Regions from separate parts of the Homo sapiens genome. Here region 2 is linked to region 1. Evidence: read pairs that join two places in POLR2A ChIA-PET (ENCODE). Cell type or tissue: MCF 10A. All regions are shown on one strand.

What was found. Peaks named below come from ENCODE experiments on the same cell type or tissue, not always from the same donor. Only the 100,000 strongest peaks of a DNase experiment are listed, where the experiment ranks them.
Region 2: POLR2A ChIA-PET joins it to region 1 with 6 read pairs; 3 of 35 experiments call an interaction of 5 or more read pairs at or near these places.

Annotation. Positions count from the first base shown.
Region 1 is chr6:125,043,821-125,048,820 of GRCh38, reverse strand. RNF217 (ring finger protein 217) reads right to left here. Exons shown (of 6, transcript NM_001286398.3): 2 at 3,377-3,610. Among named protein-coding and RNA genes, the nearest start is that of RNF217-AS1, 83 kb to the right of the region's middle. In MCF 10A, no CTCF peak of the experiment used is centred here; a DNase peak (open chromatin) is centred at 2,620.
Region 2 is chr6:124,967,995-124,972,994 of GRCh38, reverse strand. The region is part of intron 1 of RNF217 (ring finger protein 217); the gene reads right to left. Among named protein-coding and RNA genes, the nearest start is that of RNF217-AS1, 7.5 kb to the right of the region's middle. In MCF 10A, no CTCF peak of the experiment used is centred here; a DNase peak (open chromatin) is centred at 2,584.

The sequences.
Region 1 (5,000 bases):
CTGGAAGGACAAATGGACAGGTAAGAGTTCTAGTTACTGCTTATTCTTATATTCTTTTTACCCTTTATCCACCTGCTGAGTACAAACAATTTAACAAGTGGTCTTCACAAAAATTAAAACCCCCATATATGATATTTTAGGTCTCAAACTTCATGTGAGAAGCACTTACTCAGCTATAAAATAGCTATAATATTTTCAAACAGTTGAATTGACAGCAAAAGCCATAATAAATGTTCAAAGAATGACATCTTGGATGAAGATACTGTGAATCAATGACTCAGAATAACATTAAAATAAACATTACAAGGGTTTTATCAGTAGATACAAACCTACTTAAGCCTGTAAACATTATTATAAAGAGACGTTAAATTGCACAGAAACGTCAGACATTAGCAGCAACCTTTTTTTTTCTATTTCTGTTGCCTCATGATGCAATGTATTGTGTGTGAGTACTTGAATTCACTCCTCTTAAAGTTACCATAAATGACACCAATTTGGAACTACCTTATTTTATTAGGGAAACTGAATTTTTAAAAATACTGCAAAATAAAAAATGTTCACCTGTTCATCACAAAGAACAAAGATCTTAGTCTCAGTACAGGGTGCCATACTGTGGCCATGAATCTCACGATTGGTTGGCTGGGGTATCCATGTCAGTGCTCTCCTTACCTATAATACCCAGACAGGTATGGGCATGTAAACCAGGTAGTTAATGTTAACATAAACCACAGAGTTTAATGATGAAAAATGTTATATAAACTTTACACTAAAATAAGTAAAAATTATTGCTTCAGGAATTATTTGAATCATTGCTAGAACTTTGTACAGCATAGATCAAGGAGATTATTAACTTCTTCTGTTATCGATCTTCTCTTCTACACTAGTAAAGAAGAGTAACAAAAATAATCATCCTCAAATTCTGTGGTAGTTTTACTCTTTTGAAATTTGCTTAAGTTTCATTTTATAGTGTAATGAGATTTCCACCCCACACCCACCGCTGAGGATCTTAACTGCTTCATAATCAACATTTATGGTGTTGTTGAATTCCTCCTCACACCAAAGCAAATTTTCTTTTCCTCTACTAATCAAAAGGAATCAATTGAGTTTAATAAATTTAAGATGTTGATCTGAGGATCTTAACTGCTTCATAATCAACATTTATTGTGTTGTTGAATTCCTCCTCACACCAAAGCAAATTTTCTTTTCCTCTACTAATCAAAAGGAATCAATTGAGTTTAATAAATTTAAGATGTTGGTCCATTTGCCCCTGCTTCTCTTCTTACCTACAACAAATTGATAGACATTGGAGAAGCCTGACCTCTGGGAAATGTTATCAGAATACCATGGGCTCGCTCAAAATTACACAAATATAGAATCTTCTATTTGTCAATTTTTACATATTTCACTCTCAATACATGTGTATTGTGATACATTATGCTCATCACAACATGATTTTGGTGATTTCAGATGAAATGAGACGTAAAACATTTCACTATTGCCATAATTGTGACTTAAATTATAACTCCTTTACCCATTTCATAAAAACAACACATTTAAAAGTTACTCAGTTATTCCCACTCTAATTCAATTTTGTACATGTTTTAATTACTGCAATTTTAAAAATTAGTATAGTCTCAGTTTCTATGTATCTAAGTCCAAACATATATTAGAAAAAAATTGAATATCCTAATTTATGGAATTACGAGTCCTTCTAAAACTAGTAATTTCCTGATCTTATACAATAACATACAATTGCAATGAAAATAACTTAAAAATAATCTAAGGATATATAGCATGAAATAAAAGTATTCTATTAATGTTCAGTTAGCCTTCAACACCACTGTAGGGCAGTACTTTAGTTATACAATTTTTGTAACCTCAAAAATAATGCTTTTTATAGAAGAGAAAAATAGGATTTTTTTCTAACAGTTATACCTGATAGAGAATGGCCTGCATAAAAACAGTAAATAAATTAACTATGAGAGCCAAGCAGTTTCAAAGAACAACGACTCATGAAGAAGCTTTGACTAACCTACAATACTGTAGCTTATAACTGCAACAGCAGAGGAAACTACCTGCTAAACCATGGTCCCCTCAAAGCTACAAAATGAATAATGTAACTGCTGCTCTCAAGAAAGGGAACATGACCAGAAACTTACCTTAAATGGAGATGACTCCAAACAGCCTTTGAAACCACTTCATCCTGCCATTTTGCTGTAATGACAAGGATGAAAACTACTGCCACAGCCTCACTGGTTTTCTGCTTCATTTACTGCAAAGATTCTCTACTGTGGATTAGTCACCTGGTGAGGCTCAAAAATTTGGAAGACAATTGTTCTGGGGTGGGCCTGGGGCACTGGTGTGTCATGGAAGTTCTCGGGTGATTCTAATATACAATCAGGGCTGTGAATCAATGCTCTGCTGTCACAGTTGTTGCCTTGGTTTCAAACCAGACTTCTGTCTGGTCCTCTTGTGATAGCTTCTATGAATGCTGCCAGATGACATTTCTCTAATGCTTACAGAGTTACATCCAAACTTCTGCGCAAACTGCACAAGACTCAACATGATCTGCTCTTATCTGCCCGATCAGCTGCCTCTCCCGACTCTCCACCAGCTCTAGAAGCACTTGATTACAAGAAGCCTGGCCTTAGCCTCGGGGGCCGTGCACTTACTCATCCCTTGCTCTGAAATGCTCACCAGGTTTATCTGTCTGGAGAACTGCACCTCCTCTGTGAAGCCATTCCTGACATCCTAGAGCCTAACCCTCCTTCAAGTGTCCTCAAAGCACACTATATGTACACAGCTTTGTGTTTTTTTCTAATCATATTGGACTGTCATTTTTAGAACACATGTCTCTCCCATCTTCGACTTTTTTTGAAGCAGGGACTGTATCACATTTGCTCTATAGCCCCCAAATTTAGCACACTGCCTAGCATATACAGCATTCTGTATTTGCTGAATAAATGAATGAGTACCATTTATACTATTTTTACCTATTATAGACAGAACAAGAGGAGACTTACATTGGGACCACTGAAAAAAAAATCAAGTCCATAATAATAAAGAAAAAGCCTTAGTATTTATTTAGTATTTGGTAGTAGTAACTATTATTACTCTAAAGATCAGCCTTCCTATAAGGTTACTAGATTAATTTTCAACATGGTTAAAGTCAAAGACAAAACTGTAATTAATTCCTTAAGAGCACTCTCTTATCATCAGCCTCCCCAAACCATATGCTTTCAGAATGATGGCCAATATATGCTCACCTTCAGCTCCATAAAGGAAAGATGCCCCCTTAATGCCCACGACAAGTGGATCTAATCTGGCTGCTTCTGCCATGTGACATCTAACCCACAGCTCTGGTGAAAATGCTTACTTTGTATTTGCTTTCTGATCTGGAAGGGGTGGGAATATGTCCTTTTTTCTTGAAGGTTGTAAAGTGCTTGCACTGAGGACATGGCTTGGTGCTGGAATCAATACGGCCAAGTTCCAAGAAGTACTTATACTTGATGGAGTCTTCATGCGTTAAGTTATAGACAACAGTTGTTTCTTCCAAGAATTCAAAACACTCTGTGATGGGGCATTTGATTTCTACTTGGCCAAGTTGTACCTGCATGATGGAAGAGCAGATGGAAGGAAAAAAACGTCACTGGTTATTTTCTTTCATTTTTTTTTTTGTATACAGTATTACTTATTTCATGACCGCAATAAAGGATTGTGTGTAATTTTTAAGATAACATAATGAATGTTAATCACCTTGATACCTGCTTTAGGCAATACCAAAATAATCACTACGTAATGTTTCTGAAATGACTTATAGGGCATTTAAGTCTTCTCTGATCATTCTTTTTTGTGAAAAGAAATGGACCTAAGCCACAGGCTCACCAAAGAAGCAAATTATCATCTCATGTTTCTGGAAACTGCAGGGTTAGACAGCATTCAGATGATGCACCAACTGCAAGAACTGCGGGGTCAGGCAGCATTTAGACAACATGCCAAATAAAAGGTGTTTCACATTTTTCAACATCACTGCAGAATACTTCAGCACTAAACTCTGGGCACATTTTACTATTTTAAAAGAACAAAAGATTTTGTAATGTATAATGCCTAATAGTTTAAAAATTGTTACAAAAAATAACTGTTTCCTCTGACCCTTCTGTGTTAAGAACATAAAGTAAGTAGTTCCTATATAATGAGAATCATAGGAACAAGTAAGAAAATGAAACCAGTTACAACAATGTAAAACATCCTTATGAAATCTGGCTGCTACTGCGGTAATTTACAAAATTAATGTATTCAAAGGACTACGAAGCTAGATTAGGAGAGAAGGGAGGATACATCAAAACGCAACATTTAGCATGTGTTATGGAGTACTAGATATGTTTAGCATTAAAAATTACAATAAAAGATTAAAGCACAAAGTGTGGACACAACTAATTTTTAAATGATTAAAATAAACTACTTTGAAATAATGAGTAGCTAGAGTATTTTTCGTAAGTAGTGAACAATAACTCTTTATATTCATGGCATTACAATCTCTTTTGTCCATCCTAATGTAGTACAGGGAGGCACTAAAAACTCCAAATGACAAACAACACCAAACCCTTTCTTTTTTATTTGGGTGAATCTCACATTCTCAGAAAGCAAAACATGCGCACTTGGAGTAGAAAAGCATGCTATGAAGACTGAGGTAGGAATGGGAGAAAGCCACGCAGTTTGGGGAAAGAAAAACATCACTACAAAAAGCAATTAAAAAAAAAAACTAAATTCATAGTAACTTTTAACATTGCTATTTATCTGGCACAAACTTGAGGTAAGGTAGTTAAGAAGTTGCAGGCTGAAGGATGCATGGGGTGACATATTGAATACCAGAAAAGGACATGAGCTAAGCTGAAAGCAAAATGAAAGAGGGTGGCTTTGGATAATTCTCCTTATTAGTATTGACCTGTTAAAAGTATAAATTGTTGCATAATTTTATGCTACTACTGTACAAAACATGG
Region 2 (5,000 bases), 76 kb after region 1:
ACACAAAGTGTTAGGAAATTAGTAAAAAACAGATTAATAATGTCTTTACATGCATCAAGCTTTGTAGTCTAATGGAAGCACAGAGCAGGAAACAGACAATTTAAATACAGTGAAACAAGAATAATTGTATAGAAGATTCCTATATAGTTTGATAACCTTAAGTAAAGAGGGTTATCAAAGAATATAGGAAGGATGCTTAATCTAGATATAGGGGGTCAAGAAGATTCTCCCAGAAGAATGTCTAAGCTGAACTAGAAGAATGGGTGTGAATGGGGCAAAGAGAGTTAGGGCAGCAAGGAAAGAAAGAGGATTCCCCTAAGACAGAACTTCATATCACTAAAGGTAAAGGCTCATAATTCAGAGTCACGGAGCATTCAAAGAAGAAAAAAATTTAATATCTCTATAGGTGTAGTGGGACAGTTGAGAAAGAAAGCTCAGACGGACACACAGGAGTCAGAATGCACAGGGACATGAGATACCGTTATAAAGTTTAAATTCTAATCTATTAGCAAGAAGCAGGTGTTGAAAGGCTAAGAAGGAGAGTGCCAAGACTGGTCCAGCATTTTATAAAGAACCCTCTGGCATATGTGTGGAGAGTAAGTTGGAGAGAGCCAAGAGAGCATCACTGGGACCAAGTAGGAAGCTCTTGTAAGAATCCAGGAGAGAAATGGTAGAGGCCTGAGAGAGGGAAATGACAGCAGAAATAGAATCAGTAGAGAAGAATACAGATATATTTTAAAGATGAAGAATTGAAAGGACCTGGTGATTAATTAGATGTGGGAGATAAGGGAGAAGAATAGCTCAATGATGACCCCCCAGGTTTCTGACCTGAGTACAATGAATGGAAACAGGGAATCTCAAAAAAGAAGCAAGGCTTTGAGCATGTGGCAAACAAGGGGAGGAAAGGGGGATTTAGTTTTGAGAAGTTAAGTTTAAGGTGGCTATGTATGGGACATCCACTACAATTGTTCAGGAGAGAGATGGCTATATGACACTTGACTGGGGATACAGATAAAGATTTGGGAATCAACAACAGGTAGGTGTTACTTGAAACCATGAGAGTGGGTAAGATGGCCCCACTAACAGTATACAAAGTGAGAAGAGAAGAGGTTTAGCTCAGGACTACACAGACACCAACATTAAGAGATGGTAAAATACAAGAAAGTTCTGACAAAAGGAATGACCAGAAACTTAGGAAGAAAACAGGAGAGTATGTTGCCATTAAAACTTAACAGTAAATCGGCCGGGTGCCGTGGCTCACGCCTGTAATCTCAGCACTTCGGGAGGCCGAGGCAGGAGGATCACCAGGTCAAGAGATCAAGACCATCCTGGCCAACATGGTGAAACCCCATCTCTACTAAAAATACAAAAATTAGCTGAGCATGGTGGCACGCACCTGTAGTCCCAACTACTCGGAAGGCTGAGGCAGGAGAATCGCTTGAACCTGGGATGTGGAGGTTTCCGTGAGCCGAGATCATGCCACTGCACTCCAGCCTGGTGACAGAGTGAGACTCCGTCTCAAAACAAACAAACAAACAAAAAAAAACTTAACAGTAAATCAAATCAAATCATAGCTTTCCTAAGCCAAATTCCTCTTGATTTCCTTACAAGTAGATGAGGCTGAGTTTGGCTGTAATCTCTAGACCTAAGTTTGAGTGGCAGCCTTTCGCTTCCTCAAAACATGTAATTAAGTGTCTTCTCCTTCTTGGATTGGAAGACTTGTGCTTTTTGTACAATATATGTATCAACTTAAAAGAAAAAGAAAAATATAAGTTTACCTTATAAATGAAATAATCAATTTAAAGAATGTACAAAAGCCATAGGTTTTAGAGCCAAACATCTGAATTTCACTTCCACCTTTGCCATTCCCTTGCTTTGAGATTTTGGGCAAGTTATTTAATCTCTCTAACCTCGAGTTCCCTCATATAACATTCTACTACCTGCAGTACAAAAACAGAATTGTTCCTGTTCTTTTGAACCCACTCTAACCTGAAAACCATCCCATGGCTGCCAATGAAAACAGCACTGCTCACAGTTACCAATAAACTCCTTGTTGGGAAATCTGATGGTCAATTTCAAACCTCATCCTGCTGGAACTATCAGAAGCATTAGACACATGTGATTATCCCTTTTAAAACACTGTCTTTGGCTTCTGGGTAAGTACTCTCAGTACTCTTCTTGCCGAATTAGCCCACTCCCTTTTAGACTCTTTGCTTCTTCTTTCTGATGTCCCAGACTCCATATTTGTGAACATTGGTATGCTCGGACTCAGTCTCCAATCCTTCTTCTCTAGCTACTGACACTCCCTCCACAGGTGACTTCATCCAGTCTAATAGCTTTAAATACCATCTATATGCCATCCACGTTCAAATTTATATCTTCTGCTCAGATCTCTCTTCTGAATGCCAGACGCCAACTGCCTACTCAACATCCCTTCATGAATGTCTAAAAGGCACATCAAATTTCTCATTCTCCCTAAACCTAGTCCTCCTACACTATTCCTCATCTTATTAAACGGCAACCCCAGTTTTCTAATTGCTTGAGCTCAGAACCTGACTCATGCTTGACTCTTTTTCTCTCATCCCATGTGCAATCATTGGCATTCTGTCAGTTCTAACTTCACAATATATTCCAAATTCAACCAGTTCAAACTGCGTTCGCCTGTATCACTCTAGTCTGAACTGTATTGTCTCTCCTTTGATTTATTCCATAGTCTTCTAACTGATCTTTTTACTTCCACTCTTGACTCCTACAGTATATTTTCCACAAAGAGATGGAGTAATCTCTTTTAAAGGGAAAGGCATATCTGGTTAGTCTGTTGCTCAGTATCTTCTTACAACATTTTACTTTAGGGAAATGAAGATACCTGATGGGCTTAATCCCTGCCCGACCAGCTTTCCCCACTCCTCCTGCTGTCTTCTTTTTAGCACTACCCACTTCATTCTCTATGCTTCAGCCTCACAGATCTCCTTGCGATTCCTGGAAACTCACACGTATGCTTCTATCTTTGGAACTTTACACCTTATTATTCTATTAGATATCCTCATGGTTTGTTCCTTCATTGGCATCATGAAGATCTCTTCTCAAAAATCCCTTCGTAAAACATATCCTCCATGACAACCCCCCCAAAACTATAGATTTATCAAGGAAAATCCCTCCCCAGTATCACTCTTCCCTTATTTCTCCTTCTCCATTGCCCTTATTATCTTCTAATAAGCTAAATAATTTACTTATCTCATTTTCCATTTCCACAGCCTAGCATATAATTCCATGAAGTCAGGAGCTTTAAATGTTTTAGTCTCTTGTATCCCCAGAGCCTAAAACAGTGCCTTGTATGTAATAAGTATTTAATACATAAGTAAATTAGAATTAAATAAAAATACATGTAAGAATGTTTACAAGATAGATGTCCAATAAATGGTCTTTCTTACTATTTGTAAAAACTTGCAAATTCAAGTGCAGTTATCCCAAAATTGGTGGGGCAAATAGTAGTGATAAAGTTGATAGAGAACGATATAAACTAGAAGTCATTCTCCCATACACATTGAATTTTTAAAGCAAAAATTCAATTTGGGAAGGTTCATTTTGCTTATAATGTAAAACCCTTCTGACAAACTGAATTTGAAAAAAATAAACATTTTTAAGTATGTCATGAATGATCCAAAACAAACTGAGCAAAATTGTGTTTTCTTTATATAAAGGCAGAAAATATTTTGAAATGAACAAAATATGTATATCTTTGTATTTACTAATATATTTCCAGCAATCAAACATAGCTGAGAAATATTTATATTAAGAAATAAGTAATAGATTTATAACTTTGGATTAAACATAACAGAAGGAATAGTAAATGAGATTAATAAAAAGTTAGCTGGTGTCCCAGAACTGGCTTAATAAAAATCTCCCAGAGAGAAAGCAGATCCATAGCTGTCTAGTAACTTTTTTAAAAAAAAGCTTATTTATGCCATCAGATAAAGCTGGGGAAAATACTGCCAACAAGGCTATAAGATGGTTCCTTTAGGACATTTAATACATTTATAGAGTATCTCATGGTGCTTATCATACAGGTACCCCAATAAATGTTTGTTAAATGCACAAATAGTGCACTGATAAATGAATAATTATAAGAAATTACCGCTCAGGTATGCCTACTTTGTCCATCACAAACCCTTAATAAAAAGCTGAGGGTTTAAATTCTAATGATCTCTTTTTTATGTCTTTTGTATCAGGAGTTAAGGAAGAGCCTTCAGGTATAAAAGCTCTAGGAGGGAAAAATCACACTCTAAAGGTATCAGCTGATGCCTTAGGTCAGCAGTACTTGTAATGTTATTTGAGATATTTTAGGCAGTGGAACTCAATGCAAGGTTTCTCTATGTAGCCTCATCTCCAGACAGCTGGAAGGGACAGGAAATACCCATGCAGCATGCCTCGGAAAAAGTCCTGCTGGCCCCAGGGCTTAGCACTTGACAGAGGATTCCTCTAGAGAAATCAAATGCCAATTAAAATCAGATTTCAAAAAGTAAAAGAACAAGGAAAAGAAAAAAGAAAAATTATTAAAGAGAAATGATGTAGAGAGTGGAGGAAAATAATGGAATGAGTAAGGCATGAAAGCAAATGTTACTGCACCCCCAGACACACACGCACGCACACACACACACACATACATTTTGCACACAGAAGGATAAGTTTAAATATGCCTTAATTCCCACTTTTCAAATTTTTAGAGTGACCTCAAAACAGATTTCAGTCTCATATTATTCTTCACATTTTCAGGACTACCAAAACCACACCGGGCATGACAGGTTCTATAAATTCACCTGTGTGAAGACAACTGCATTCAAACTCAACACTGAACACAATGGTTTCCAAAAATATGCAGGGTGCTTTAAGGTTTAAAAGAAATGAATTTATGGGGCCAGGCACGGTGGCTCATGCCTGTAATCCCCCAGCACTTTGGGAGTGCGAGGCGGGTGGACCATCTGAGGTCAGGAGTTCGAGAC